Linked DNA regions of Homo sapiens: regions 2, 3, 4, 5 and 6 are each linked to region 1. The links are chromatin contacts, found by Hi-C or POLR2A ChIA-PET in ENCODE. All regions are on one chromosome and are shown on one strand. The core of a region is the stretch at or near the end of the contact, and the rest is flanking DNA. Distances in the headings are between cores, read along the strand shown.

The links. A loop is a pair of places that touch in the nucleus more often than their neighbours do. ChIA-PET counts read pairs that join two places held with the same protein, here RNA polymerase II (POLR2A). Pooled maps may share reads with other maps.
Region 2: a loop to region 1 is called in a map with no recorded cell type, with 11 times the contacts of the local background. The contact joins the enhancer-like site here to the promoter of ATP9B in region 1. A Hi-C loop is called at or near these places in 6 of 168 maps with a recorded cell type or tissue (CD4-positive, alpha-beta memory T cell, CD8-positive, alpha-beta T cell, naive thymus-derived CD4-positive, alpha-beta T cell and 1 more), 13 of 37 single-sample maps with no recorded cell type and 19 of 50 pooled maps. POLR2A ChIA-PET finds 5 or more read pairs at or near these places in 3 of 52 experiments (CD4-positive, alpha-beta T cell, CD8-positive, alpha-beta T cell and activated naive CD4-positive, alpha-beta T cell).
Region 3: a map of heart left ventricle shows a loop between it and region 1 (9-fold over the local background). The contact joins the enhancer-like site here to the promoter of ATP9B in region 1. A Hi-C loop is called at or near these places in 3 of 168 maps with a recorded cell type or tissue (ascending aorta, heart left ventricle and sigmoid colon), 1 of 37 single-sample maps with no recorded cell type and 8 of 50 pooled maps. POLR2A ChIA-PET finds 5 or more read pairs at or near these places in 2 of 52 experiments (CD4-positive, alpha-beta T cell and activated naive CD4-positive, alpha-beta T cell).
Region 4: a loop to region 1 is called in a pooled map, with 10 times the contacts of the local background. The contact joins the enhancer-like site here to the promoter of ATP9B in region 1. A Hi-C loop is called at or near these places in 6 of 37 single-sample maps with no recorded cell type and 5 of 50 pooled maps.
Region 5: a map of gastrocnemius medialis shows a loop between it and region 1 (14-fold over the local background). The contact joins the promoter of NFATC1 here to the promoter of ATP9B in region 1. A Hi-C loop is called at or near these places in 10 of 168 maps with a recorded cell type or tissue (CD4-positive, alpha-beta T cell, CD4-positive, alpha-beta memory T cell, CD8-positive, alpha-beta T cell and 6 more), 4 of 37 single-sample maps with no recorded cell type and 24 of 50 pooled maps. POLR2A ChIA-PET finds 5 or more read pairs at or near these places in 2 of 52 experiments (GM12878 and activated CD4-positive, alpha-beta T cell).
Region 6: a loop to region 1 is called in a map of natural killer cell, with 5 times the contacts of the local background. The contact joins the enhancer-like site here to the promoter of ATP9B in region 1. A Hi-C loop is called at or near these places in 1 of 168 maps with a recorded cell type or tissue (natural killer cell) and 1 of 50 pooled maps. POLR2A ChIA-PET finds 5 or more read pairs at or near these places in 1 of 52 experiments (activated CD4-positive, alpha-beta T cell).

What each region holds. Positions count from the first base shown.
Region 1 is chr18:79,066,773-79,071,347 of GRCh38, forward strand. It overlaps ATP9B (ATPase phospholipid transporting 9B (putative)), which reads left to right and starts at 2,622. Exons shown (of 30, transcript NM_198531.5): 1 at 2,622-2,757. The coding sequence starts at 2,639.
Region 2 is chr18:79,525,668-79,530,242 of GRCh38, forward strand. It overlaps NFATC1 (nuclear factor of activated T cells 1), which reads left to right. Exons shown (of 10, transcript NM_001278669.2): 10 at 1,861-3,656. The coding sequence ends at 1,910. Among named protein-coding and RNA genes, the nearest start is that of NFATC1, 130 kb to the left of the region's middle. Within about 2 kb of position 2,169, at least 2 of the 41 ENCODE cell types and tissues checked have a DNase peak (open chromatin) inside an H3K27ac peak, as active enhancers do.
Region 3 is chr18:79,504,855-79,509,429 of GRCh38, forward strand. All of the region lies in intron 9 of NFATC1 (nuclear factor of activated T cells 1), which reads left to right. Among named protein-coding and RNA genes, the nearest start is that of NFATC1, 110 kb to the left of the region's middle. RefSeq lists enhancers at 1,295-1,574, 4,383-4,472, 4,543-4,575. Within about 2 kb of position 2,382, at least 32 of the 41 ENCODE cell types and tissues checked have a DNase peak (open chromatin) inside an H3K27ac peak, as active enhancers do; they include CD4-positive, alpha-beta T cell, ascending aorta, heart left ventricle and 1 more, where a contact is called at or near this core.
Region 4 is chr18:79,457,032-79,461,606 of GRCh38, forward strand. NFATC1 (nuclear factor of activated T cells 1) reads left to right here. Exons shown (of 10, transcript NM_001278669.2): 7 at 4,280-4,335. LOC101927897 (a long non-coding RNA gene) reads right to left here. Exons shown (of 3, transcript XR_001753515.2): 3 at 496-4,575. Among named protein-coding and RNA genes, the nearest start is that of NFATC1, 63 kb to the left of the region's middle. RefSeq lists an enhancer at 3,366-3,725. Within about 2 kb of position 2,485, at least 21 of the 41 ENCODE cell types and tissues checked have a DNase peak (open chromatin) inside an H3K27ac peak, as active enhancers do.
Region 5 is chr18:79,393,508-79,398,082 of GRCh38, forward strand. It overlaps NFATC1 (nuclear factor of activated T cells 1), which reads left to right and starts at 2,423. Exons shown (of 10, transcript NM_001278669.2): 1 at 2,423-2,844. The coding sequence starts at 2,718. RefSeq lists enhancers at 1-349, 1,054-1,173, 2,815-3,362 and silencers at 544-833, 2,259-2,658, 3,019-3,118.
Region 6 is chr18:79,324,136-79,328,710 of GRCh38, forward strand. All of the region lies in intron 15 of ATP9B (ATPase phospholipid transporting 9B (putative)), which reads left to right. Among named protein-coding and RNA genes, the nearest start is that of NFATC1, 70 kb to the right of the region's middle. Within about 2 kb of position 2,341, at least 2 of the 41 ENCODE cell types and tissues checked have a DNase peak (open chromatin) inside an H3K27ac peak, as active enhancers do; they include natural killer cell, where a contact is called at or near this core.

The DNA.
Region 1 (4,575 bases), core at 1,372-3,871:
CTTGAGAGAGGGTGAGGAGATATTGTTGTCACTGTCAGGTGTTGAGTGAGGGTATAGATGATGTTGTCACTGTCAGCTGTTGAGTGAGGCTGAGGAGATGGTGTTGTCACTGTCAGTTCTTGAATGAGGCTGAGGAGATGCTGTTGTCACTGTCAGGTGTTGAGTGAGGGTGAGGAGATGCTGTTGTCACTGTCAGGTGTTGAGTGAGGGTGAGGAGATGTTGTCACTGTCAGTTCTTGAATGAGGCTGAGATGCTGTTGTCACTTTCAGGTGTTGAGTGAGGGTAAGGAGATGCTGTTGTCACTGTCAGGTGTTGAGTGAGGGTGAGGAGATGGTGTCACTGTCAGTTGTTGAGTGAGGGTAAGGAGACAGGAGACGGTGTTGTCACTGTCAGTAGTTGAGTGAGGGTCAGGAGATGGTGTTGTCACTGTCAGTTGTTGAGTGAGGGTACACTGTCAGTTGTTGACTGAGGCTGAGGAGATGCTGTTGTCACTCTCAGGTGTTGAGTGAGGGTGAGGAGATGGTGTTGTCACTATCAGTAGTTGACTGACAGTGAGGAGATGCTGTTGTCACTGTTGGAAGTTGAGTGAGGGTGAGGAGAAGGTGTTATCACTGTCAGGTGTTGAGTGAGAGAGAGGAGATGGTCTGTCACTGTCAGATGTTGAGTGAGGGTCAGGAGATGATGGTGTTACTGTCAGTAGTTGAGTGAGGGTCAGGAGATGGTGTTGTTGCTGTCAGTTATTGAGTGAGGGTGAGAAGACGGTGTTGTCCCTGTCAGTAGTTGAGGGTCAGGAGAAGGTGTTGTCATTGTCAGTTGTTGAGTGAGGGTGAAGAAATGTTGTTGTCACTTTCAGTTGCTGAGTGAGGGTCAGAAGATGTTGTCACTGTCAGGTGTTGACTGAGGGTCAGATGGTGTTGTCACTGTCAGTAGTTGAGTGAGGGTGAGAAGATGCTGTTGTCACTGTCAGTAGTTGAGTGAGGGTGAGGAGACGGCGTTATCACTGTCAGGTACTGAGTGAGGGTGAGGAGATGGTGTTACAGTGCCAGTGCTGTGAGAATGAGATGGTGTTATCAATATCAGTTGTTGAATGTGGGTGAGAGATGGTGTGAACAGTGTCAGCGGCTGAGAGTGAGGTAGAGAAATAATGGGTGAGGCCATTGTCAATTAGGAGGCCATTGGCGTCTTTTGAAAGTAGTTAGTGTCTGTGGAGTGGCATGTATTCAGGTTACATGAAAAGCAGCTGAGAAGCAAACTGGCAATCAGAGTGGCAGCAACAAATTAAGAATATTCATATTCATAAAGACCATTTTTTATAATGAAAAAGTAATACATGCAGATGGGGGAAGATCACCTGAACCTTGAGAGGTGGAAGATGTAGTGAGCCGTGATCAAAACATTACACTCCAGCCTGGGTAACAGAGACCCCATCTCCAAAAAACAGAAAAGAAAAGCATTTATAAGTTCATGTTGAACAGTGTTTCAAACACATAGACAAAATTTATATGTCATGAAAATGGAATATCAGAAAAACATTGTTTAAAAAAACACAAAGTGAGTAAACCATTAATACGTGAGGTGAGCGGTGCATCAGCTTGCCGGCTTCCAGCTGCAGCGGGTGATGGAGGTGGAAGGGAGCTGTCCTCGGGACAGGAAATGAAACAAACCCAACCAAAGCCGTGTATTCGTTTATTCAATATCGTTTTGCTTTCTTGTGTAGACTGAGGGTGTAAACCTCGTTTCTGACAGTCGCCTATAGGACTTTTCAGCAGGCTGTGGGCCTAGAGGTGGGGGATGTGGAATCAAGCTAAAGACCCAGAACCAGAGAAAGAAGGAAGCAGCAGTGAGGAAGCAGGACAAGAACATCTCGGAAATTCAGCCCGGCGCGGTGGGCGCGCCTGCAGTCGCGGCGCTTTGGGGGCCCGGGCCACGTAGCACGACCCTGCCTGTGAACGCACAGACACCAGCGGTTCCAAGGGCGCGGGCAGGAAGCGGGCACCGAAGGCAGGCTGGAGAAGCGCGGGGCGGAAGCAAGAAGCCGCGCGGCGAGGAGGGCGCGTGGGGCCCCACACAGCCATGGGGCGCGCGTACTACTGGCAGCGCAGGCTCTGGACCGCTAAGGAGGCCGCGCGCGCCCACGCGTGTCCCCGGCAGAGCTTCCAGGAGACGGCTGCGAGGCCCTTCCACCCGCGGACCAGAGCGCGCCGGGTCGAACCACGACCCACGTGCAGGCCCTCGCGCGCTACCGGAAGGCCAGCCTGTGGCGCACGCGCGCCCCGCCCCGCCGATCGGTGACGTCATCGGGCCCGTCACGAGGCGGGGGCGGGGCCTCGGAACGCGACGCCCCCCGTCCCAGCTTTAGCCACTCGTGACGTCATTGCCCGGACTCCACTGCCTCCTGCGCCGCGCTTTTGCCACCCTGGGCACGTCATCGTGCGCCGACGCCAAACGAGGGCGGGGCCTAGGGACGCCACACCTTCCGCGCCGCCGCTCGTTACGTCATCGGACCTCGCCGCTTGGCGGAGGCGGGGAAGGCCCGCAGGCGGCGCCTCAGCCGGGGTTGGCGCTGAGGGGAGAGGGCGGGGAAAAGGTGGCGAATTGAGGGGAAAGTGGGAGGGGCGGGAAAGGGGCGGTCGGAACATGGCGGACCAGATCCCGCTTTACCCGGTGCGTAGCGCAGCGGCGGCCGCAGCCAACCGCAAACGCGCGGCCTACTACAGCGCCGCGGGGCCCAGGCCGGGAGCCGACCGGCACAGCAGGTAACCGAGGCGGCACTGGCCCCGTTCCCCGCCGACGCTCCCCGGGGCCCCCAGCCCACCGCAGGAACCCGGAGCCGGGCGGGTCTGGGGTCGCTACCGGCGCGCCCCATCTGTTCGCTGGGAGCCGGGAGTCCTTGGCGTTCTGAGCGCGCCGCAGCTGTGGCGTCCGCCGGTGGTGAGGGCCGCGGGCAGCTGCCGGGGCGAGCGGCTGCATCCCCGGGACGCCTGGGCCGAGCGTAGGAGCCAGAACGGGAGCAGAGAACCGCGGTCCAGTGTTGAGGGGTGGCTGCTCTCCTAAAGTAAACGGGGATCAAAAGTGCTAACTTCTCGGATACTTCAGAGTCTCCGAAACTTGTTCTTGTAGCCCTGTGAATTGTGAAGGTGACGGATGTAACTTTTAATTGCTTTGTTAAAAACACACTTCTTATTGAAATGACTTCTCTTCGACATTTCGATATCTTTGCTAGGCACACTTTTTGTTTAAACATATATATACAAAGTGCTTTTTGTCGACAAGTAATTTTGCTTTTACGAAAGGGAAATGGGGTATTGAGAACGGTTAACTTGTTTAGTGGGGTCACAGGTTAGCAGTAGAATTAGTGTACAGACCTTTCATACTCGAGATTGCATTTAGCTCATATTTAACATTTCTCATTCAAAGAAAAGAAAATTTTAAAAAGTGTTGCTTCTTATAGTTTTTGAAGTTTTATTCCAGAGGAATTGTCGAAAACATAATTTCACTCAATATGTAGTTGCTTCAGAATTTGAGTTTTTGAATAATTTTTGTTTTCGGCCATTTGAGAGACTAACATATAGCTCAAAGTACATACTGGAATGTTATAACGCTGATTTGAGTGTTTACCCACTAGCGATTTACTCTCGGGTAACTTATTTAAACTCAAGCCATGGTTTCCTCATCTGTAAAATGCTGGATAATATTTTTTCTTACGGGATTATTGGAGATTACAGTAGAACATGTGTAAGGTGCCCTTTTTTCAGTGCTTGGTTGGAAGTGGGTTCTGGTGTTACCTATAACAGTAATTGTGTTAGTAAATCTGTTTAATTTTAGGAGTTCTTTAGTTGGAAATGTGCCACCTGTTTCAAAATAGGTTTCCATCACAGATTGAATCCATTTTTGCCTCATGTACTTTGAAGCACTGTCATGTGGTGCACGCACATTCAAGATTTTTTGTCATCTCGGTGGATTGTTCCTTTCATTGTTAATGTTCCTCTGTCTCTGGTAATTTTCTTTGCTCTAAAATCTTTATTAGATATTGATGTCGCCATTTATGCTTTTTTTTGGATTAATGTTTGCATGGTATTAGCTTTCAACTTACCTATGTTGAATTTGAAGTGAGTTTCTTGTTGGATCTTATATTTTTTATCAACTATGCCATTCTCTTTTGATTGGCATATTTACACCATTTACATTTACGATAATTACTGATATGTTAGAATATAAGTGTGCCATTTATTATCTGTGTTCTGTTTCTTCTGATTCTCATTCTGATTCCTGTTTCTTTTTTTTTTTTTTTTTGCCACTTTTTGGGTTACTTGGACACTTTTTTGGTATCCCTATAGTGTGTTTGAGATTAGGTGTTGGTATAGTTTTTACAGTGCTTGCTCTGGGTATTACAATATACAAATGTGACTTATCACCATGGTGTATTGCTGTATTTCACCACTTCCAGTCAAGTGTGGAAACCCTTCTTTCACTTAGGTCCTCACTTTAAGTATCATGTCCTGGGTATCAGATGGTGTTACAGTTTTTGTGTCAGTCATCAAATATGGTTTATAAAACTCATGATGATAAAGATA
Region 2 (4,575 bases), core at 919-3,418, 460 kb after region 1:
CCCACAATCACTATTCTGACTGGAGTCCTTTCTTTTGGAGCTCCGCTGGCCAGGGTTGGATGAGGACCTGAGCCCAGTCTCTTCATGCATTGGGCAGCCTCCCTTCCCCCACAGGTGGGGCCTGTTCTGAGCTACCTGAACCCCCACCGTGTCTTCCTCCTGGGCAGGTGGCTCCTCCTGCCTCTTTGCAGACGTCTTTTGTAGCAAGGCTGAACCAGCGCAGTGGGAAAGGAGTTAACTGGTCTCGAATTCTGGGGCATCCCTGTCTCGTGCCACAGATGCCAAGCACAGCAGGGCACGGAGCTCCTGGGGGCCGCTGCACTCAGCAGCACAGTGGGCGGGAGGCCGCTGAGCAACCAGCAGCCTAGGGCATTTGGGTGGGGACGTGCGACCCCCACACAGAACAGAGCCGTCTTTCTCTCTGCGTTGTGCCGAGGCCCCGCAGCGCCGCCCGAGTGTCACGGAAAGTGCCTCTGGTGAGGAGCTGCCGTGCGCACTCTGGGACAAGTCAGGTCCTGCGTGCCAGTCCGGGAGCAGCCTGCGAGCACCTGGGCCCTGTCGTTATCCTCCTTAGTGTTTGTGAAGAGTCACACGGAGGGGCGGGAGCCCGGGCTCCTTCTGGTGCCTTCCACACTGGGGGCGGAGCCCTCTGCAGAGAGCCTGGCTCTGCGTCCTGTGGCTGAGTGCCAGGTCCCGTCTTGGGCAGGGCCCAGGATCAGCGTGGCTCTGAGCAGGGCCTGCGGGGAGCCCACGCGTGCCTGTGTCTTTACAGAGGCTGAGCTCCCACACGGGACAGAGTCGGGACCTTCTGTGGGCGCCATGTCAGGAGGTGCTGCTGGCGGGGCCGGGCATGTGGGGCACCTTTGCTTGCCTGGGTCTCTGGCCCCGCAGAGCCTTGGGCGAGCCAGCCTCGGGTGTGTGTTTGCAGCCAGGGTTCCTCCTGGAGCTCAGTGCCAGTGTGTCCTGTTATCAGTTCCCATGACACAATTCCTGGTTCTCCATCTGTGTTTTATTATTGTTATTCTTAAAAATAGTCGGGGGTTGTTGAAAGGGAATTTGGGGAAGGGAGTGGGGTGATGAAATGCACACTACTAATTGCTCCAGGAAGCCGCCCTGAGACAGGCCGGGGCCTTTGCAGAAACACGTGGGGCTTATCTGGGCTCTGGGCGCTCCAGCCCATGGCAGAGGGAAGCCCGGGCAGTTCCGTGACGTCAGCGCACGCCCCACCAGAACCTGGGAGGGAGATGGGACGTGGCGACAGTGCTGGTGGCACATCCCCTATCTCAGCGCCCATCAGGGCGGCCACAGCAGGAGGTGGGTGGGGCGGGGATGCATGCAGCTCACAAAGGCCCTAACAGTGCCGCTCGTTTCCTCTGCGTCTGCCAGAAGTCACAGGTGACGGGGAACGTCACTGGCCTGTGGGGGACTCAGGGACTCTGCCATCCAAAGGGAAATAAAAATCAGGAAGAGCCTGAGAGGGAGGCTCAGGCGACACTGGTGCTGACACCACAGAAGTGCTGGTGTGGACCTGTGGGTCGCTTGGTTCGTGGAGAGACAGCCACAGCATCTTCCCAGCATCGCGGCCGGCACCTGGCACCTGCACTTTGGCCGTCAGAGACGTGCTGGTACCGTGCTACGGACGAGGGCGGTCACTCTGGCGACCCCAGCTCTCTGCCGAGGCAGCCAGGCACTGGCTCACGACACTCATGGACCAGGGTGGGACCGAGGAGGAAATGTGGGTTCCTGGGGAGATGCCTTGTCACAGGCGTGAGCGTCACTGATGGAGAAGCAGGGCTGGGGGCGTTGCTTTGATGTTTATGGTATTTCTCTAATACTTTCTCAATTTTTCTTTTCTTACAGTAAATGAAATAATACGAAATGACCTCTCCAGCACGAGCACCCACTCCTAGTTGCCACATTGGAGCACTCAGTTCAGCAGGGGTATGCTGACTTCAGCAGACAAAGACTTTTGAATAAATAAACTGAACTCACACCTGGTACCACTCAGAACCTCCAACTGACTGAATGCCAGGAGCTGAACATTAATATGTGCAAAGATTGGCTCTCCAACAAGAAGGAAAGCAGGGAGGAAGGGAGACCACTGTGTCACCTGGAGGAGAAGTCATCTCATGACAACAGAAGGGAGGTGGCCGGGCTGAGCACGGGAGACCCACCGTGCAGGGGCCTTTCATGGGAACGGCCCACACGCAGTTTGACCCCACGCCCAGCCCTTCTGGCACCCCTGGGGTTCAATACTGGAAGTGCCTTATTTAACCAGACCATCAGGGCATCATAGAATTGAGCATTGAATTTGCTACTGTAGGAGTATTTTTAGGAGCAGAAACTGCAAACACATTTCATTGTGAGGTTTTACCCTCTGTATGAATGAAGAGAACGCTGGAAGGCTGCGAGAGGACTCTAGTATGAGTCTCCAACATTTGGAACGTTTCCTGGGCTGTCACGTACACTCCTGCTGCCTTACACAGTGCATTTTAGAATCTTCCAGTCTGTCATCTCAGCTCTTTTGTAACATGCTTCCCTTGTCTGCGCGGTTGAAACCGTAGGCTTGTTCATAGTCGCATGCTCGCATCTTTGTTTTTAATCTGGCTTCGAACATAGCACAAGTAACTTGAATAGCACATCAATAGGTTACTGGACAAAAGCAGAAAAACCTGTTACAGGATAGCCTGCATTTGCATGTGTGTACATATCTAGGCATCTATTTATGTATAAATAATAACAGAGCCGACGTGTCCTCGCCCAGGAGGGCTTCCCTGTCAGCAATAACCGGCATCCGTTTTGGAACCTGCGTCTGGGGCTCCAGTCGCTGCTCTTGCTGGCGTCCATCGCCGCCTCGGACGGCCGTGCATTTTCTCGTCTCACGCAGTTCGAGGAGGACCCTAGAAAGCCAGGAGCTGTGATTGACAGTAGCTGTAGGTTACCAGACGGCAACATTAGAAAGTGATTGTAAATAACATGCAACCTAAGTGTAATATATTTGTTCAGTTATAAGATGATTGTTTCACAGAAGCCTTACCACTCTCTGCTTCATCTAAGAAAACCAATACCAAAAACGCCACTTTAATGCTCAGCCCTGCGTTGTGTGTTTTCAGATGAGTTACTGTTAACAGGTAGGTTTGTGTAGGCCTTGCTGGGCACTCTGTACAATTAGTTGCTTATTACGTATGATTACTCACAGCGATCTATTGTTCCATATAACCAAAAAGCATGGTTTATTCATTGAAACACGGTTGACCTGAACTCGTGCCTTAGGAATTAATGCCCCCTTATGGAACCTGCCTGAATTGCACCTGCGGGTGGAGGCTCCGGCTGTGAAGTCACTGAACAGAACGTCGCTGATGGAGAAAGGGCTCCCGCAGAAGGAACGGCCTGTACCGTGCGCTCCGGCACAATCGCGTCTCTTGTGTCTCACTCACGGAAAGAAACAACCTGAAGGCCATCCCGTCGGTCTGCACGTAACCGTGAAGACGTGTGGCCGCGTCCCACCTGCGGCTGGGTACCCTGCACCCGGCACTGTAGGAGTCACGTGCAGCCTTTCTCAGGGGACTGTCATTGAAAAGGAAACGTTTGATGTCTGTGTCAGCTGTCTTTGTAGTTAGGAAATAGATCCAATAAAGCCGTATTTTTTTGCTGGACAGGCGTAGTCTGCGAGTGGTTCATGATACGCGTGGAAGATGCCGCTTTGTTCTCAGAGTGTGTTTTCAGTGGCGTGTACTTGGATCGTCTGTGAAATGAACCTCGTGTTGGGAAGGCTGTGTAGACGCGGCCATTCGCCGTTGGAAGGGCATCTTGCCAGTAGAGCTGTTCCCTTTCTTCTATGTTTAGGTAAAAACCTGCCGTAGAAATTTGCGAGACGCCGGATAGTTCCCAGGCCCTGTAACTGAAGCAGCTCAGAAATGTTCATCCGGGCGAGGTGGAGAAGGAACTCCTGCTAGTGCCAAATGTTTTTGCTCAGAGGAATATCCTGGGTGAGGCTCTGGCCACACACACAGTCACACGCCATTTGACAATCATCTGGCGAGGAAACGTGTGGAAACCCACAGGTTCTCACCGTCTCTCCCCGCTTCTTAAAGCTGCTCTTCCCCTTTTCCCCACCAAAGCTCCCTACTTCACGTTTGGGTGGGAAAATATTACCTGGCCATGAGTTAAAATATGAAACTTGGAACTTCTACAGTAATTATTGTTCTCATCTTTCAGGAACATTTTTCATTTAGGACTTTATAAAATGCAAGAATTCTGATTTCTTTTGCTCAGAGGTGTACAGATTGAGTTAAAGGACTAGGGAAGTCATCACCACCTAAAGCGATTAGTAAGCATCTATCCCCCAGTTTTCTGCGTTTGACAATATCTGAAGTGAGCCTGAGAACGTCGTCGAAGGTCCCGCGTGGGGTGGCGTGAGGAGAGCACAGAGGCCGGCGTTTGGGGGAGCTGGGAGGAGACCTCACAGGCATCAGGAGCCCTCGGCTCTCCGAGTAGGGGAGGTCCCGCGTGGGGTGGCGTGAGGAGAGCACAGAGGCCACTGTTCTGGGGGGAGCCCTCAGCTCTCAGCAAGTA
Region 3 (4,575 bases), core at 1,132-3,631, 440 kb after region 1:
CTTGGGTGAGGGAAGAGGCAGGAGACTGCTGCGTGGGAGGAGGTGGTGCTGGAGGCCCTTGGGTGAGGGAAGAGGCAGGAGACTGCTGTGTGGGAGGAGGTGGTGGATGAGACCCTTGGGTGATGGAAGAGGCAGGAGACTGCTGCGTGGGAGGAGGTGGTGCTGGAGGCCCTTGGGTGAGGGAAGAGGCAGGAGACTGCTGCGTGGGAGGAGGTGATGCTGGAGGCCCTTGGGTGATGGAAGAGGCAGGAGACTGCTGCGTGGGAGGAGGTGGTGCTGGAGGCCCTTGGGTGAGGGAAGAGGCAGGAGACTGCTGCGTGGGAGGAGGTGGTGCTGGAGGCCCTTGGGTGAGGGAAGAGGCAGGAGACTGCTGTGTGGGAGGAGGTGGTGGATGAGACCCTTGGGTGATGGAAGAGGCAGGAGACTGCTGCGTGGGAGGAGGTGGTGCTGGAGGCCCTTGGGTGAGGGAAGAGGCAGGAGACTGCTGCGTGGGAGGAGGTGATGCTGGAGGCCCTTGGGTGATGGAAGAGGCAGGAGACTGCTGCGTGGGAGGAGGTGGTGCTGGAGGCCCTTGGGTGAGAGAAGAGGCAGGAGACTGCTGCGTGGGAGGAGGTGATGCTGGAGGCCCTTGGGTGATGGAAGAGGCAGGAGACTGCTGTGTGGGAGGAGGTGGTGCTGGAGGCCCTTGGGTGAGGGAAGAGGCAGGAGACTGCTGTGTGGGAGGAGGTGGTGGATGAGACCCTTGGGTGATGGAAGAGGCAGGAGACTGCTGCGTGGGAGGAGGTGGTGGACGAGACCCTTGGGTGATGGAAGAGGCAGGAGACTGCTGTGTGGGAGGAGGTGGTGCTGGAGGCCCTTGGGTGAGGGAAGAGGCAGGAGACTGCTGTGTGGGAGGAGGTGGTGGATGAGACCCTTGGGTGAGGGAAGAGGCAGGAGACTGCTGTGTGGGAGGAGGTGGTGCTGGAGGCCCTTGGGTGAGGGAAGAGGCAGGAGACTGCTGCGTGGGAGGAGGTGGTGCTGGAGGCCCTTGGATGAGGGAAGAGGCAGGAGACCGCTTTGTGGGAAGAGGTGGTGGACGAGCCCCTTGGGTGATGGAAGTGTTCTGACACCTGCAGTGATGGTGGCACAACTGGGCACCTTTACCAAAAATCACTGAATTTTGTGCCCTTCTCAAGGGTGCATTACCTGTGTGAAACGTGCCTCCGTAGAATGCTGTGTGTTTAGGGAGGGGCTGGGAGACCCTAGCAATGCCACGTGCTTTTTACTTTTCTTCAACTGAGTTTTGAGCATTTTGTTAATGCAAGAAAAAGGACTCCTTATAAAGAGCGGTTCGCCGTGGGGTCTGAGCCTGTGGCGTGGTTTCAGTTGCCTCCTCAGCCGCAGTGTGGAGAGGAACAGTGGTCTCGGCCGAGCAGCGGCTGTGGGCACCTGCGTGTCAGCCCCTCCCTCCGTGGACAGATGCTCCTGAGCTTCCCCAGCAAAGACACTGGGACTGTGCGCCTTGTCCCCCCATCTTCCCACCTCCGGTGACCAGGCCTCTCCCAGGGACCCTCTGTGCTGGCCCGGCACCTGCTCTGATATGCCCTCCCCAGGGGTGTGGGTCCGTCTGCCCTCCACACAGCCCTTGGAGCCTCTCTTCACAGGGCCTGAGAGCTGAGTGTGGTTTCATAACGTGGTTCATTGGCCTCTGAAGATGCTCAGTGCTGGGGGAATTGGGCTTGAAGCCATCACGTCCAACACACGGTCCCTGGACCATGTCCTGTAGGGAGTGTTAGGAGGAGTCTAGCTCTATTTTTAAATGACAGTGTTCATGACAGAATTTCTCGTAGGGAATAAAAATGTGTGTGCTTCCCAGTTACTTATTGTGTTGCTTAATTAAGAAATCTCTTTAGAAACACAGACGGGAGCATGAACTTCTCAGCCACTTCCTGCCTGGCTTCTGGGTGGTTCTGTGTTGCATTACTGGAGGTCTGGGTGTGGAATTTTGAGAATCTCTTGATCCTTTTCAGTTTAATTCTGAAACAGGGTTCTTCCTTCCTTCCAGATTACAGTGTGGACACTCACACACAGTAAGGGACAAAGAAAGTGTATCCCCTTCCAAAGATCCGCCCACCAGGCCCCGGACCCATAATCAAAGCCTGATACTGGGACAATGGACCCAGCGGCCGGGCCAGCCCTCCCCTAGTTATCACCCCAGAGCTGTGGCTGGGCTCTCTTTGTTCCGAAACGGAGCTGATGGAGCAGGACGCTGTCGCCAGGCACTGCGGGGAGGGGGTTATCAGCCCCTGGCCCGCGTCCCACCCCAGAGGTGAAGTCTTCGCCCCAGACAGGCCCTATCAGGCCCTCCCAGCTGCTGTTATTTTAGATATGGCAGGAAGTAGGGCCTGGAAACCGCACGGCTCCCAGCCCTTGGCAGCAGCTCAGTTCCCGAGGCTGCACTCAGAGCTGGTGGCAGGGAGGGAGAAGGCACAGCAGCCTGGACTGCGGGTTAGAGGGCTGTGCCGGGGCCGGTGGAGCCATGCGAGCGGCCGCGTAAATCAGGCAGGCGTGGCCGGCAGGCTGTGGCTCCCCACAGACATGGGGCTGACGGTGTGCAGCGCTGGCTGGCGCAGCCTCTGCCAAGGGAGCCCCTGCCCTCCGGGGCAGCACCATGAAGACCTCACCCCTCAAGTGGATGGGTTTGCAGTTCAGCCCAGTGTCTGTTCAGCTGGCACCGATGGGCCCAGATGTCCTCCCTGGCAGTGTCTCAGCAGGCGCACAGACGAGCCCTGGGCCAGGGGACAAATGTGTGGGTTCCTGACGCACGTCCCCCGGAGCCCTAGAAAGGACACCAGGCTTCTGCACCCCCACCCGTGATGTGTTGCAAGAAGCCTCACGAGTCAGTAAAGAAAAACCTTCTCCCTCGCCCTCTGAAATAGTAAACGTTAGTGAGCGCATTCGCATCCGCAGTGCTTTTACGTGAGAAGTTAGGTTTTGGGAGCTTTCGGAGGAGCTGGCTGTGGAGGGAAACACGTCCGTCACGTGGCCACCGTCCCGCGGGAAGCTGGGGGCCGTCGCTCTGGCCGGGCTCCCCGCAGCCGCAGTCGCCGCGTCAGGCGGAGGATCCCTGTTATGTACTTTCCCTTTTCCACAGTAGCTGCTGCCAGCGGGCTGTAAACTACCGTATATCACTCAGATTTAAGAACCCAAACTTTAAAACAAATTAAACTCTTGTTGACATTGTAATAAAAATCAGAATGGAACTGAACAGCTCAGTAAAAGTGAACTTCAATTATTTTTGTGGATTTCAGATTGTTTTCTGGGATTCCCAGACTCCCAGTGCAGCTGAGTTATTTCCTCTTGGCAGAAGGCTGGAGAAAAAAGGTGGAGGGAGGGAGGGACGGACGGACGGAGGGCGCCTGGTGGGAGGAAGCCTGGTCACCTGGCTGGAGGGAGGGATGGACGGACAGAGGGTGCCGGGCAGGAGGAAGCGTCGTCACCTGGCAGTTCGCTCGGCCTGACCAGCAGCCACAGGGCAGCGGCGTGCGTGTGAGGGTTGGGTGAGGGGGCGCATGGGCAGGTGTTTTTTATGTGTTTTAATTTAAGAAAAGAGCTCAGAAATGTTTGTCAGAGCCTATCTGTTAATTAGGTGTTTATGCTGGATTAAAAGAAAAATTGAAAGCACTAGTCTGACTGCCCCTCAAAAATGTGCTCGAAGGCTCATAAACGCACGGAGGGTCTGAACTCCCTCCCCTCTCTCTCGGTCTTTCTCTGTATCTCTATCCCTCTCTCTGTCTCTGTCTCTCGGTCTGTCTCTTTCTCAGTCTGTCTCTCTGTCTCCCTTCCTCCCTGTCTCTGCCTCTTTGTCTCCCTCCGTCTCTGAATCTCTGTCCCTCTCTCCATCCATCTCTCTCCGTCTCCCTCCCTTCCTCGCTCTGTTTCTCTGTCCCTCTCTCCATCTCTCCGTCCATCTCTCTCTCTCTCCATCTCCCTCCGTGTGTCTCTGTCTCTCTTATCTCTCTCCCTCTGTCTCTGCCTCTCTGTCTCTCTCTCCGTCCCTCCCTCCCTCCCTTTCTCTCTCATGGCGGCCTTTTCTTTTGTTGCTGTGTTCACTGTGATGTCTGGTTCTTTTCAGCTCCTTTTCTCTGCTGGAGTGGACAGGGTTGTCGGTCTCCACTGCCGTGCCAGGTGTCTGTGCTTCTTGCAGTGTCCTGTACGGAGAAAGCGGAGAACTAGAGCATTGGAGAGACCCGCATGGAAGGAAACGCCATTGCTGGGCAGTGTTGCAGCCTCCGCAGAGGTGTGTGGGCTCCGGGGAGAGGGACGTGCTGGCCCCTGTGCAGTGGCGTGGCCCGTGTCCTTTCCCCGCCGTCCACTTCCTGTTCCCCTTTTCTGCACCTGTCTCTAGCTGCCTTCAAGGCGGAGCTTTGGCACCCACATATGCAGATGTCCACCGCGCCTGCCGGACGCCAGCTCTCCACCAGCCGGAACTCACCGCCACCCACCCTGGGCTGCCAGCTCAGCTGGGGCCCAGCCACTCCCCCAGGTCCCCCTTCACTGTAGGAGGAGCTGGGCCTGGGATGTGGACAGTGGGCG
Region 4 (4,575 bases), core at 1,235-3,734, 390 kb after region 1:
TTGTGTTTTCAGGGAGAAGGTGACATTGCTGGGCGCCTGTGAGTGTGGACAGACATCACTGTCGCCGTGTGCTCCGAGAGAGGAGAGTTGGGGCTGCTTTGTCACCACATGGCGTCTTTGGGAGCAGGACAGGTGGCCGGGCTGAACCCCCAGGCTTCTCTGTTTGCTCCCAGAGACCACACAGGGAAGGCAAGGAGGGCAGCGCCCGGGGAAGAGACACCTGCCCGTGTCTTCCTCATGCCCTGAGGATGGCTCAGTGGCCCAGATGGTCCAGGACCCCTAGAATTGAGTGATGACCCCACAGTTCTCATCAAGCCGCATTCTGGATAGCGCTAGGGGCGACTCTCAGACTCCCCCTGCCTGGGCCCCGCTGGTGTGGGGAGGCCACGCGTCACGTCAGTCCCCACTGCAGGAGGAGGGGCCGGGCTTCTGGCTCCCCTCCCTCCTCTCCCTTCTCAGGCCTTTTGGGATCATACACGACAAAGTCACCCATGGTCATGTTGGCTAGTTTCTTTTTTATATCAGCTTTATCGAAATATGATCTATACACCATTTAATTCACTCAAAGTGTATAATTCGGTGGGTTTTGGTGGCTTCACATAATTATGCGGCCACCACCAATTTCAGAACATTTTCTTGTCCCCAGAAAGAAACCCTTGCCCATGAGTGGCCACCCCTGCTCTCCCTTCCCCCACCCCGGCTCCGACAACCCCAATGCCCCCTCGCCGTGGCCTCGCCTGGTCTGGCTGCTCCCTGCTGGCCTGCTGGGGAACCCCATCCTGCCGGCTGTGGTGCCTGGCAGCTTCTGTGGAGCGTGGCATCCTCCATGTTCCCTCGTTGGTGTGGGTCAGGGCGTAGGGTCCTCAGGTCCCCTCGTTGGCACAGGTCGGGACGTGGGGTCTTTCTGTGGCTGAGGGAAGCCCACCGTGTGGCTGCCCACACCTGTCTGTCGATGGCACTAGGCCACGTCCACCCTGTGGAGATGATCGTGGAAAAGCCGCCATGAACCTCAGTGCGTGAGTCCTGTGTGGACGCCTGCCTGTCTCCTGAGCACATGCCTCGGTGTGAAAGGGCTGTGGGTCACAGGGTGGCTCCGTGTGAGGCCCTGCAGGCAGATGTGCAGCAGGGCTGGGTGGCTGTTTCCCCTCCAGAATCTCCTCTGGGAGCCAGGCTGGGACAGACTCCTGGGGGAGAGCCGGGGATGGATGAGACGCCCCAGGGACGCTCGCTTCTGGGCATGAGGATGCTGTGGGGTGCACGGCACGAGGACGCCGCGGGGAGCAGGGCACGAGGATGCTTTGGGGAGCAGGGCAGGAGACGCCGTGGGGAGCAGGGCTCGAGGGCACCGTGGGACCCAGGGACGCTGCTGCTTCCACCAGCGGCCCTCGTGGCTTTCTTTGTGGAAACAGTGGCTCAGCATCAGCACCGGCGTGGGGGTGGCCCGGCTCCGGGCGGCGGGTCCTGGCCGGTCTGGGAGGCTCCTGGGCCCGCAGGCCTGCCTGTGTGGAAACCTCGCGGGTGTGGCAGGGAAGCCTCCCGATGACTCAGACTGCAGGGAATTCCCTAATGATCTGGAATATTTTTACTCCTGCACTCGGGCAGTTTCCTACTAAGGACTCGGAGCTCTGATAAGGCTGAACACAAAGGCCCTTTCAGGACCGGCTGCCTTCCTTCCTGCCAGGGGCTGAGTTTTGAACAGCACGGGGGCCGGCGCTGCCCGTCCGGGCCTCCACGGAGCTGGGAGCCGCCATGGCGATGCTCTTGCCGGCGGGACGCGGCCCTGCGTCTCCTTTCCTGAGATGCGAGGTTATTTCCATCTTTCAGCAGTCTCGGCGCTTTGTCTTGTTCTGGAAGCAATTGCTAGATAGACATTTCTGGCCGTGAATACTATTGCTTTTGAAAGACAATTACTTTATGATCCTTAAGCAGAAACAGAAAGCCTGCCCTCACCCTCACCCTGGTCGACCTGAAACGGCCACAGACGTCGGACACCACGGGGAGAGGCCCCACCTCCAAGAGGGAAGGCCACAGGCGCTGGCTCAGCCGGGGTCTTTGAGGAAGGCAGGGATGTTTGTCGGTTCCCCGCACTTTTAGGGGAAGTCTAAGCGTATCTGCTCCCACCTGCGCAGGAATTGCAGGGTGCGGGTGCTCCCAGGTGTGCGGTGGAGGCTGCTCCATGGCAGCTGCTGAGCTGGGCCTGGCTGGCCACGCAGACGTGGCTCCCCTTGGGGCCGCTCCGGCAAGGATGGTTCCCCACAGGCCCACGAGGCACGGGTGGGAAAAGACGCCTCCATGCCGTCGTTCCATTTGCTTTTCATGGACTCACCGCTGCGGGGCAGCCACCTGGAGGAGGCCGCGGGGGAGACGGCTGGAGTCCCTCTTGCTTCTCGGGACATAAAGAGAGGAGCAGGCTGTGTTGGCCTCGGCTGCAAAAATGGCGTCCCCTCGGGGTGTCATTAAACGCGACATCCTGGCCCCGTGTGCGCCTCAGTGTCCCTCCTGCTCAGCACAGTCACTGAACCTCCCTCCCCTTGCCAGTGCCAAAGGCCTCCACAGCGTCAGGGAAGTTCCTAGGGAAGCTGAAGTTGTGACTCTGAGCTTCCTGGGCTGGGCGGGAAGCAAACTATAGCCTGTTGCGCCCGGGAGCTTCAGAGGACCACAGCCTTTTGTGGGGTGTGGACGGGGCCTCACCCCAAAGATGGACTTTGTCATAAGAAAAGTTCAAAAGTCATTTTCAAAAGGTGCCAAACAACCAGAAGACTTAGTTACACACAGAGTGATTTGGATTTTTATGAAGTGGGGGTGGAGGGGCTTCTGAGTGGTGCATCTGGGCTGGGGGCTTCTGGGAATCCTGTGGCATCAGCACCTGTGCTGGAGTGAAAACGCCTCTTTCTTCCCAGCTCCTGAGCTTTCCAGGGCCTGGAGGACTTGCTGCTTCATGAAACTCAGATGGCTTCAAGCGCAACTGAGTGTACTTTTTAGTTTCCTGTAATTTTTTTCCTAGAGGAGAGAGGGATGCCAGGCTCTATCGAGTGGGTTCATCTGGTGGGTAATTTGCGTGGGGACCTCGGGCCTCCCGGGCTGGCATGGCCAGGGCTTGGCTGGGCGGCTCTGGGGTCCTGTGTGACTCACATTTCCTCTCCACCCTCCACCCAGGCAGCAGCCCGGCACTGTAACAGAGAAAAAGGAGATTTTGTCTGATTTATCAGTAATTGAGGGTTTGTAACAGACACACATTTTCTTCTTTGGAGACAGAGCATAAGGATAAACTTAAGTGTGTATACCTGTAACTGTTCATTTTGGGAACAGACTTTATTTTGGAGAAGATAAAAGGCAGGAAGAGACTCTGTAGGAGATTGACATCTGTTAATTTGAGATAATTGCCCCAAACTCAGCCCATCTGAGGGGCCAGGCCGTGCACACACCCAGGCTGTGGTGGGGCCGCCTTGTCCGTGTGCGCCTGGAGCCCCCACTCTGCCAGGCCTGGAGCAGAGAGCACAACGCGTCCTTTCACTACACCTCTGGGAGCCTTTTTATTTTTTAAAAACATGCAAATGGCCACTGGGGAAATGCCAAAAATACCTCGTGTTTTGCATTTCTGTCTCCTGATGGGCAAGAAGTTGTCAGAGGAAGGCTCTTCTCATTTACCCAGTGGTTCCTTTGCACACAGGCAGGGCCAGCGGCCAGGCCCTCATCCACCAGAGTAGACCCCAGCACGAGCAGGCGTCGCACCCTGGCGTGGAGCCCCCGGCCCCCCGTCACTACTCTCACACCTCCTGCATCCCTGGGAGGCTGGGCTGGGAACTGCAGAGCCGGGTCCCAGGTCCACGCACAGACGCCCTGCACACGCTCTGCTGATGGGGTACCTGCTCCCCCTCACACCTGCTCTCCCTGGAGAGGACGAGGGCATAGAGACCCTCCCGTGACCTGTCCTGAGGCTGTGAGAGGCCAGCAGATGCAGGGCCAGGACGGATTCCTGAGGATGCCCCTGCCCTGTAGTCCCTCCTACGCCGGGCTGGGGTCAGAACAAGCCCTGAGCCGCGTGTCCTCAGCTTCTCCAGGCTCCCAGGGCAACTTTGGTGTCGAGCTCGGGGCCCTGCCAGGGCACGTGGCTCCTGAGGTGCTGCCCTCGACAAAGCCCTGGGATGGGCCTACGTGGGTCTCCTGGGACAAGGCGCCCTCCTGGCTCAGGGCCCTGGGTCTGGATCACGTGGGGGTGTCTGGGGAGGGGGCTCCCCACCACACAGAGTCACAGACGTTTCCTGCTCCTTTCTTCCAGATGGCCACCATGTCTGGGAGATGGAAGCGAAAACTGACCGGGACCTGTGCAAGCCGGTGAGTGCCTTTGGCGCAGCTGGAGCTACTGTGGGTCCCCAGGGCTTGGGAGGCTGGGGTCTGCTGGAGCCACTGCGGGTCCCCAGGCCTTGGGAGGCTGGGGTTCCTGTTTCTTAGAATGAAACAAATAAAAATAGTGCATAGAGTAACAGAACCAGTAACAAACAGGATCACCAAGTACTCGCCAAAGCACCATGTGCTGTCACCCAACGTGTCAGGTCACGTCAGAGCCCTGGCGGC
Region 5 (4,575 bases), core at 1,173-3,672, 330 kb after region 1:
GGCTCTAGAAAATATTGGACGGGGTGGATGAACACCCAAGTGCGCTCCAGGAGAAGGGATTTGGCACCCCAAGGGGCTTTTAAAACGGTAAGCTTCTAGGGGTGTCTTTGCCCCCAATAATCCATAGAAACAACAGTCATCTAAAAATAGTCTTGTTTTCTGTCCTAAGCTCCTTTTAACTTTGTTAGTCATCACCAATCCTAAAATAAAACCCGTGTAACGTCTCCCCTAGTAGCGGCTATAAACAAACCTACGAGGAGGCAGGAGGAAGAGGAAAGGGGCGCAGGGCGCTCGGGGAGCAGAGCCGGGGGCCCGCGGTGGCCGCAGAGGCCGGGCCGGGGCGCAGAGGCCGGGCGAGCTGGCCGCGCTCTGGGCCGCCGCCTCCGGAACTCCCTGCGCCTGGCGCGCGGCCACCGTGGTCCCGGCAACGGCATTAAACAGAGGGAAACAGACCCGGGATTCCGTCACCCGGGCGGGGGGATAAGGACGGCTTTGAGAGCAGACAGGAAAAGGGAGCTTTTCTGCATGGGGTGAAAAAATTATTTATTGAAGGAGGAGGAGGCGGCAGCGGAGGAAGGGGAGGGGCGGGAGGAGGAGGAAGAGCCGGCCGCCCCCGCCCCGGCCCCGGCTCCTCAGGAGCCAAGGGCAGCCTCGCCAGGTCGGTCCCGGGCTCGAGGACCGCGGCTGGGGTCGAGGGGCTCAGTCTCCCACGTGACCGGCTGGGCGCGCCCCGCCAGACCCGGCCTCGGGATTCCCTCCTCCCGGCGAGTCTCCGCCCGCCCCGTCCTGGAGGTGGGGAGAAGGAGGGCGGGGCGGGGGGGACGGAAACTCTCCCCGCCAAATCCTGGCCCCAGGCCTGGGGACACTCGCGGCGGGAAGATTTGGAGGGGAGGGGAGGGGGAGGGGCGTGGGGGCGCGGCCTCGCTGGAGTCCCCCTGACCCCCCGACCCCCGCCCACCGGCCTGGGCGTCCTCCCGCGGCCCCTCCTCCCCTCCCGGCGCCCGGTGCTCTGGGGCGCGTGCCACGCCTGGCTCGGCGCCGTAGGGGCCCCCGCAGGTAGAGACCCCTGGAAATGGCCTCGACGCCGCAGGAGCGAGGCGGCCACCACCCCGCTAATCCGGGCACGTCTCTCCAGGCCGAGGCCTGCGGTGGAAAAGCCGGGGTTCCATTTGTGCTGAGTCGGGGCGGCCGAATGGAGCCAGGCCTCGGGACGCGGGACGGACGGGCTCTGGCCGCGCACCTTCGCGGGCTCTGCAGCGCCCGACCGCCTCCCCCGGCAGGGAGGAGGCGCTTGTGGGGGGCACCCACGGGGCACAGTGATCCCTGGGGGTCTGCGGACCTCCTGGGCCCCGCAGCAGACACGAGTTTAGCCTTTGGGTTTAGTTTAAATCACATAAGGGTGTCGTGCAATCGATTTATGGTTTCTACACACCAGACACTTTAACCTCCAACCCCCCCCATCCAAAGCCAACAAGAAAATGCGGTGCCGTGTTGGCAGCTGAGCTGCGCCCGAAGAGACGCAGGGAGACGTAAGAGAGGAAAGTGTGAGTGGCCGGGGGGCCTCCCCCCGTCAGAAGTCGCGCAGTCGCGCCCATAAAACGCCCCCTCCGGGCGGCTAGGGCAGGTGAGCGCGTCCCCGGGCCTCCCCACGCCGGCCCCTGCCACAGGCCGTCTAGGTCGAGCAGATATTTACAGAATAAAAATGACAATAACTCGACGTCCCGGGACGGCCACGCAATCTGTTAGTAATTTAGCGGGATGGGAATTTCCTTTCTAGGGCCTGCCAGTGAAGCGCTTTTCCAAATTTCCACAGCGGGGGAAGCCTGCGATTTTACATAATGACTTCAGCATGCCGGGCTTTCTCGACACCCCTCCCCGGCCCCCGGCCCCCGCCCCCCGCCCCTTTTCCAGCAGGGCCGGGCTCCCTCCGGACACCCGCGTGGACTCAGGCGTCCCGTCTGGCCCGTTCGCCCCCGTTTCCCCCGCCAGCCCCAGCGCCCCCCTGCCCGGCCCCCGGATTCCCCGTTCCCGCCCCTACGCCCCCATCCCCTCCCCGTGCGCCCCTCCCCGTGCGCCCCCCTCCCCGTGCGCCCCCCCTCCCCGTGCGCCCCCCTCCCCGTGCGCCCCCCCTCCCCGGGCGCCCCCCTCCCCGGGCGCCCCCCCTCCCCGTGCGCCCCCCCCTCCCCGTGCGCCCCCCCTCCCCGTGCGCGCCCCGCCTCTTGCGCCCCTGCCCCCAGGCGAGCGGCTGCCGCGGCGCGGGGAGGGGCGGGCGCTCGGCGACTCGTCCCCGGGGCCCCGCGCGGGCCCGGGCAGCAGGGGCGTGATGTCACGGCAGGGAGGGGGCGCGGGAGCCGCCGGGCCGGCGGGGAGGCGGGGGAGGTGTTTTCCAGCTTTAAAAAGGCAGGAGGCAGAGCGCGGCCCTGCGTCAGAGCGAGACTCAGAGGCTCCGAACTCGCCGGCGGAGTCGCCGCGCCAGATCCCAGCAGCAGGGCGCGGGCACCGGGGCGCGGGCAGGGCTCGGAGCCACCGCGCAGGTCCTAGGGCCGCGGCCGGGCCCCGCCACGCGCGCACACGCCCCTCGATGACTTTCCTCCGGGGCGCGCGGCGCTGAGCCCGGGGCGAGGGCTGTCTTCCCGGAGACCCGACCCCGGCAGCGCGGGGCGGCCGCTTCTCCTGTGCCTCCGCCCGCCGCTCCACTCCCCGCCGCCGCCGCGCGGATGCCAAGCACCAGCTTTCCAGTCCCTTCCAAGTTTCCACTTGGCCCTGCGGCTGCGGTCTTCGGGAGAGGAGAAACTTTGGGGCCCGCGCCGCGCGCCGGCGGCACCATGAAGTCAGCGGAGGAAGGTAAGCCCCGCGCGGCCTCCGCCCCCGGACCCCTGCGCCCCCCACGGCCCGGGCCGCGCCCCCCGACCCCGCCCCCGTCGCCCGCACGGAGGGGTCCGGGCCAGAGAACGAGGTCGGCCGGGTCTGTGCGCCCAGGGAGGGGCGCGGCGCGGACCGGGAACGGCGTCCCCCAGCTCCCAGCAGCCCGGTTCCGAGCGCGCCTTCTGCCAATAGGTGTCTCCTCTGCCCCAGCGCTGAGGGCGCGAGGCGAGGCCGCCGCGGGTCCCGCCGAGGAAGCGGCTCGCAGGCCGGCGATTTGGGGACGGGCGAGGCTGGGCCGTCAGGACCACAGAGGGCACGTGGGAGGGAGGAAGGGAGGCTTCCTTGGGAGTGAAGGATGCCCCGTGTCTTCCTGAGCGAGGCAGAGCCACCCTCTGGCGCCAAGATCGCGGTTTGGGGGTTCTGCGCCCCCCACCCCCACCCCGAGCTCGTGGCGGCGTCTCCCTCGCGCCGCGCCCCTGAATTCCCCAGGGCCGAGCCCGTCACGCCGGCTCCTGGACCTGCAGGACCAAAAGATCCAAAGCGCGGCCGCAGCACAGCCCCGAATTTAAGCCATTTTGAAATCCTATAGGCAGGAGTTCCAGCCAGAGAAGATGTTTCAGGCAAGTTTGAAAAGGAACCGCCAAGTTTCGAGCTGCTTCTTTATAGTGAAAAAAAGATGGCACAGTGTGGGTCCCTGAAACCCGGTGTGGGGGGCGCTGAGACCCCCCTGCGGCGCATCTCACATTCCAGTCCCCCACCTTAGCCCGTCCCCGGCACACACCCCTGGCGATGCCGGGTGGGCTCCTGCAAGTGGCTTTGAAAATACCCTTGCAGAGGTGTGAGCATACGAGTTAGGGATTAGGGATTGCAATGCTAATGGAAATTGGAAGACGCTTTTCCAAATTCCTTACCAGCTCTGAAATATTTTATATAATTTATTTAAAGAGCGCCAGCACACCTGCCAACATATGTACTTCATAAGGGCAGACGTCCTTCCGAGCGCTGCCGCTTCCTGCGCGACCCTGATAACTGCGGGGCTTGCTTGAGAACCGGGCTCCCCCAGCTCTGGAAAACTCGCTGGTCTTAGCAGAGCTGAGCACAGGGCCGTGAGCTCCACGGAGGGGGGTCCGTGTGGTCGGTGCCCTGACGCTTCACGGGACGGGAGGTAGACACCACTTCATCCCAATGTTAGAAAATGTTGACATGTTTAAACCATGTCCCGTGTCAGTGTTTTACACAATGTGCTCTTGCTAGTAGCAGAGTTTAAAAAATTTTTTTTTGTTGGAGTTTCGGTTTTAAATCCTGGGACACTTACGCCGCAGTGTTCATTATCACTCCCTTTAGAAAGGCAGGTCTTTCCAAGTTCAGATCTCTGTACCTGAAGAGCCGGTGGCCGACCTGTAGTAAGGAGCCCCTTTCTTTTACGCAAGGAAAAAACACGACGGGGCAGTGGCTAGTTTTCGTGTTTCCTACTGAAGAAAATAAGCTCGAAAAGGTCCCTGCTGCAAGGCAGTGCGCCGGGCAGCGACGCCCGACCGACATGGGTGTATTTTATGAGGGCTGCAGAACTGGGCCAGCCGGAAAGTGTGATCTAGTCCTTGATACACACAGGCCGGCAGCATGGGGACACGCGTGGTTTCCACACCAGCCATCGCTGAGACCACCGGGAAGAACTCTGAGTCCTTCTGAGTAGGCCCCACGAGGCCATTC
Region 6 (4,575 bases), core at 1,091-3,590, 260 kb after region 1:
TCGAATTACTCATTTTTTTCCGATTAAGTCGTTTGAGAATATACAATGATCTGGTAGATTCTGCTTATTAATCTCTTCTCAGTGGGTAGTTTGCAAATATTTTCTCTCATTCTGTGGGTTTTCTCTTCACTTTGTTGATTGTTTTCTTTGCTGTGCAGTGGCTTTTTAGCCCAATGTGATCCTGTTTGTCCATTTTTGCTTTGGTTGCCTGTGCTTTTGAGGTCTTATTCAAGAAGTCTTTGCCCAGACCAAAGTGCCCTGGAGTGTGCCAGCCTATTAGGCACATTTTCAAATTTGATTAGTGGTTTTAGATACCAAGCAGATATTACCCATATAAGGGTGTCTTTTAATTTTTCAGTCCACCCACAGATACAGATGTCAAGCAGAAAAGGGTTGAGGTCTGTCTGACTCACTCTTGGGGTGTAGTTCTTCAGCCAGCGCTGTGGGCTGAGACCAGACCCTGCCCCACATCCCACTACCTGGAGGACCAACAGGTGCTGACCAGGTACCCAACAAATTGCACTGGCCCTTACATGCAGGGTTGATTAATAAGAGTAAAGGCTCTTTTCCCTTAAATATGGAAACGAGTTGTCTCACTTCAGAATGTTGCTTATAGAAAAATAGTAATTCTATACCATTAAGTCTTCTTAATTGCTGGTCTAATATGTAACATTTTGCTGTCCCTGAATTTATAAATAGTTAACTATATGGTCTTATTTGTTTAAATGAAATTTGTATTTCTAGATGATAAATTCGGGCTGAGGAGAAATTCCAACATTGTACATAGTCATTCCTCCTTCAGAAAGCAGGTTTTGAAGTGTGTTCAGCAGCTGGGGCTGTGGAGTAAACCAGTGGGGCTGGAGAGCCATGTGGGGAAGATGAAGGCCGTGGCCGAAGACAGACCCGGTCCCTGCTGGAAAAGGGAGCCCACAACCCCTGAGCCCCTCTCCCAGGTTCTGGGGAGGAGGGACCCCAGATGCCGGAGGACACAGGTCGTTTGTGTGACGCATTCTTTCCTCCCCAGTCTAGAGCAGGACTAGCTGGTACTCTCCCTGGAAATAGAAAATGGTGCCTCAGATCACTTCTGCCCTCTGGGATGCAGATGAAGAACTTGAGTTGAGAAAAGGTGTCTGACTCTCCCATCTCTTATGCCTTTTCTGTAGAAGTGCACGTCGGATTTTGTAACTGAAATGACTGCAAATGTAGGATAGTAGTTACAGTTTCTCTCTCAATACTGCTTTTCCAGAATCATTCTATTCCATATATCATAAGCTCACTTTACTTTGTAAACTTCTTAAAATATGAGAAATTTGTAAAAGGTAAATGCTGATAGATTGAGTACGCACCATTTGAAACTGTATAAATATGTGTGTGTGTTTATTATCCTAAAACAGTTGGCCTGTTTGTCTATTTAATTCCTTAACTAGAGCCTAAAAAATGTTTGGGAAGTCACCTGAGGTCACATGACAGGGAAGGAGCGGGGGCTTTTGCACTGCAGGCCTCTCAAAAGCATGCCTGTGGGGCGAGGTCAGTGGCAGTGGCACCTGGGCAGCCCTGAAAAGGAGGGACAGGTGCCTGTCACCTCCACGCAGCACCGGTGACACCATCGCGATCCCTGGCTTTGCTCCCGGCACTCCCCACTTGCACGCAGCATCTCCAGAGCCAGAAGAGACATGGCGTTAGGCTGTTTTCCATTATCTCTGCACACTCCATTCCTTCACATGGTGTTAGGGTGTCATCTCTGTACCCTCCGTCCCCTCACATGGTGTTAGGGTGTCATCTCTGTACCCTCCCTCCCCTCACATGGTGTTAGGGTGTCATCTCTGTACCCTCCCTCCCCTCACATGGTGTTAGGGTGTCATCTCTGTACCCTCCCTCCCGTCATATAGTGTTAGGGTGTCACCTCTGTACCCTCCCTCCCCTCACATGGTGTTAGGGTGTCACCTCTGTACCCTCCCTCCCCTCACATGGTGTTAGGGTGTCACCTCTGTACCCTCCCTCCCCTCACATGGTGTTAGGGTGTCATCTCTGTACCCTCCCTCCCCTCACATGGTGTTAGGGTGTCATCTCTGTACCCTCCCTCCCCTCACATGGTGTTAGGGTGTCATCTCTGTACCCTCCCTCCCCTCACATGGTGTTAGGGTGTCATCTCTGTACCCTCCCTCCCCTCACATGGTGTTAGGGTGTCATCTCTGTACCCTTCCTCCCCTCACATGGTGTTAGGGTGTCATCTCTGTACCCTCCCTCCCCTCACATGGTGTTAGGGTGTCATCTCTGTACCCTCCCTCCCCTCACATGGTGTTAGGGTGTCATCCCTGCACACTCCTTCCCCTCACATGGTGTTAGGGTGTCATCTCTATACCCTCCCTCCCCTCACATGGTGTTAGTGTGTCATCTCTGCACACTCTCTCCCTGCACATGGTGTTAAGTGTCATCTCTGTACCCTCCCTCCCTGAGCTCACATGGTGTTCGGTTTCATCTCTGCACACTCCGTCCCCACACAGTGCCCTGCTGTGTCAAGTTCAAAGCATGAAAAAGAAAGGAAGCAGCTCTTCACACCCAGACACTGGAAAATCATGCTAGAGGTATTCTGTGGTCAGACGTGTGGGGAATTGCTTAGAAAATCTGATTTTAAAGGTAGTTCCTGGTCTGCCCACGAGTGCATGTCTGGAGGGCTCCTGTGAGAAAGCTGAGGGTAGAGCCCTGGCATCCTCCTGGTGGCCTCCCTGTGCTGACTGTCCACTGTGCTGACTGTCCACTGTGTGCCCTCACACCTCATTTCTCGAATCCTTGCTGCAGCTCTGAGTGGTGCCTCGGCACGGCCATTCTGTAGACAAGGACCCTGGGGTTGCAGAGGTGCAGCCATTTGCCCAGGGTTCGGTCCTAACCTGAGCAGCTGGCCACAGAGCCAGAGCTCTTGAGAACTTTGCTACAGTCTCTCTAAGAGTGTGAACTCATCCTCACAGGAATGTTCAGAAGGCCCTAAGATTGATTTAATATCCTGTGCACTAGACAACATTTAAAATGTTCCTGAAGTGACTTGAGTTCTTAGAACCTAAGATTTTAAAACTGTTTGGCTGAGAGTGAGGTGGAGGTTAAAACTGAAGGCAAGGACGTGCTCATCGGAAGAGGTGGGTGAGAATGAGGTTGTGGTTTAAGAAGAGGACTCACCCAGGCTGTGAGGGGCTTCAGCACTGTGGGTGGCGGCAGGCCTGCAGAACAGAGAGGAGACCCTGAGGGAAGCAGCTGTGTTACTGGGCTGTGCTGCAGTGGTGTGGGACGTTGCAGAGAGCGTGCTCTCCATGGTTAGTGTGCTCCCCATGGTTAGCGTGTTCTCCGTGGTTAGCGTGCTCTCCGTGGTTAGTGTGCTCTCTCCATGGTTAGCGTGCTCTCCGTGGTTAGCGTGCTCTCCGTGGTTAGCGTGCTCTCCGTGGTTAGCGTGCTCTCCGTGGTTAACGTGCCCTCCGTGGTTAGCGTGCCCTCCCTGGTTAGTGTGCCCTCCCTGGTTAGCATGCTCTCCGTGTTTAGCGTGCTCTCCGTGGTTAGCGTGCTCTCCGTGGTTAGTGTGCTCTCTCCATGGTTAGCGTGCTCGCCGTGGTTAGCGTGCTCTCCGTGGTTAGCGTGCTCTCTGTGGTTAACGTGCTCTCCGTGGTTAGCGTGCTCTCCGTGGTTAGCGTGTTCTCCGTGGTTAGTGTGTTCTCCGTGGTTAGCGTGCTCTCCATGGTTAGCGTGCTCTCCATGGATAGTGTGCTCTCCGTGGTTAGCGTGCTCTCCGTGGGTAGCGTGCTCTCTCTGGTTAGCGTGCTCTCCGTGGTTAGCGTGCTCTCCGTGGTTAGCGTGCTCTCTCTGGTTAGCGTGCTCTCCGTGGTTAGCGTGCTCTCCGTGGTTAGCGTGCTCTCCGTGGTTAGCGTGCTCTCTCTGGTTAGCGTGCTCTCCGTGGTTAGCGTGCTCTCTGTGGTTAGCGTGCTCTCTGTGGTTAGCGTGCTCTCCGTGGATAGCGTGCTCTCTGTGGTTAGCGTGCTCTCCGTGGTTAGTGTGCTCTCTGTGGTTAGTGTGTTCTCCGTGGTTAGCATGTTCCCCATGGTTAGTGTGCCTTTAGCTGCATAATAGGATTGGCATACCCTATTTATCTGATTAATGTCTGGTAGGGAGGTTGCTTTTAAAGACAGACTTTTATCAGAAAATAATACTTTTTGTCATAAAATACTATTCACAAATTATTAACTGTAAAAATTGCTCTTCCACTTGTGATTGTTAAATTTTAATAAGTCAATAAATAATTATCAATAAGAATACATTCTATTTCTGAGTACCTGCCATATGCCAGAGAATCACTCATGTTATTTTGGCCTCAAAGCAATTTGGAAGGCCATTTTTCCACATGACAGAAGAGGAGCGTGGCCCCAGCAGAGTGAAGACCTGGCCACAGGAGTTCCGACTTTCACACTTGGGCTTAGAACCCAGGCCTGCTTTCTCCTTGTCTATCTTGTCTCCTTTAAGTTTGCAAATATTACATGTAGACACATTAATAGAGTTAATTAGTCACCAATTTGTCTCTTATTTTAGAAAAATAAT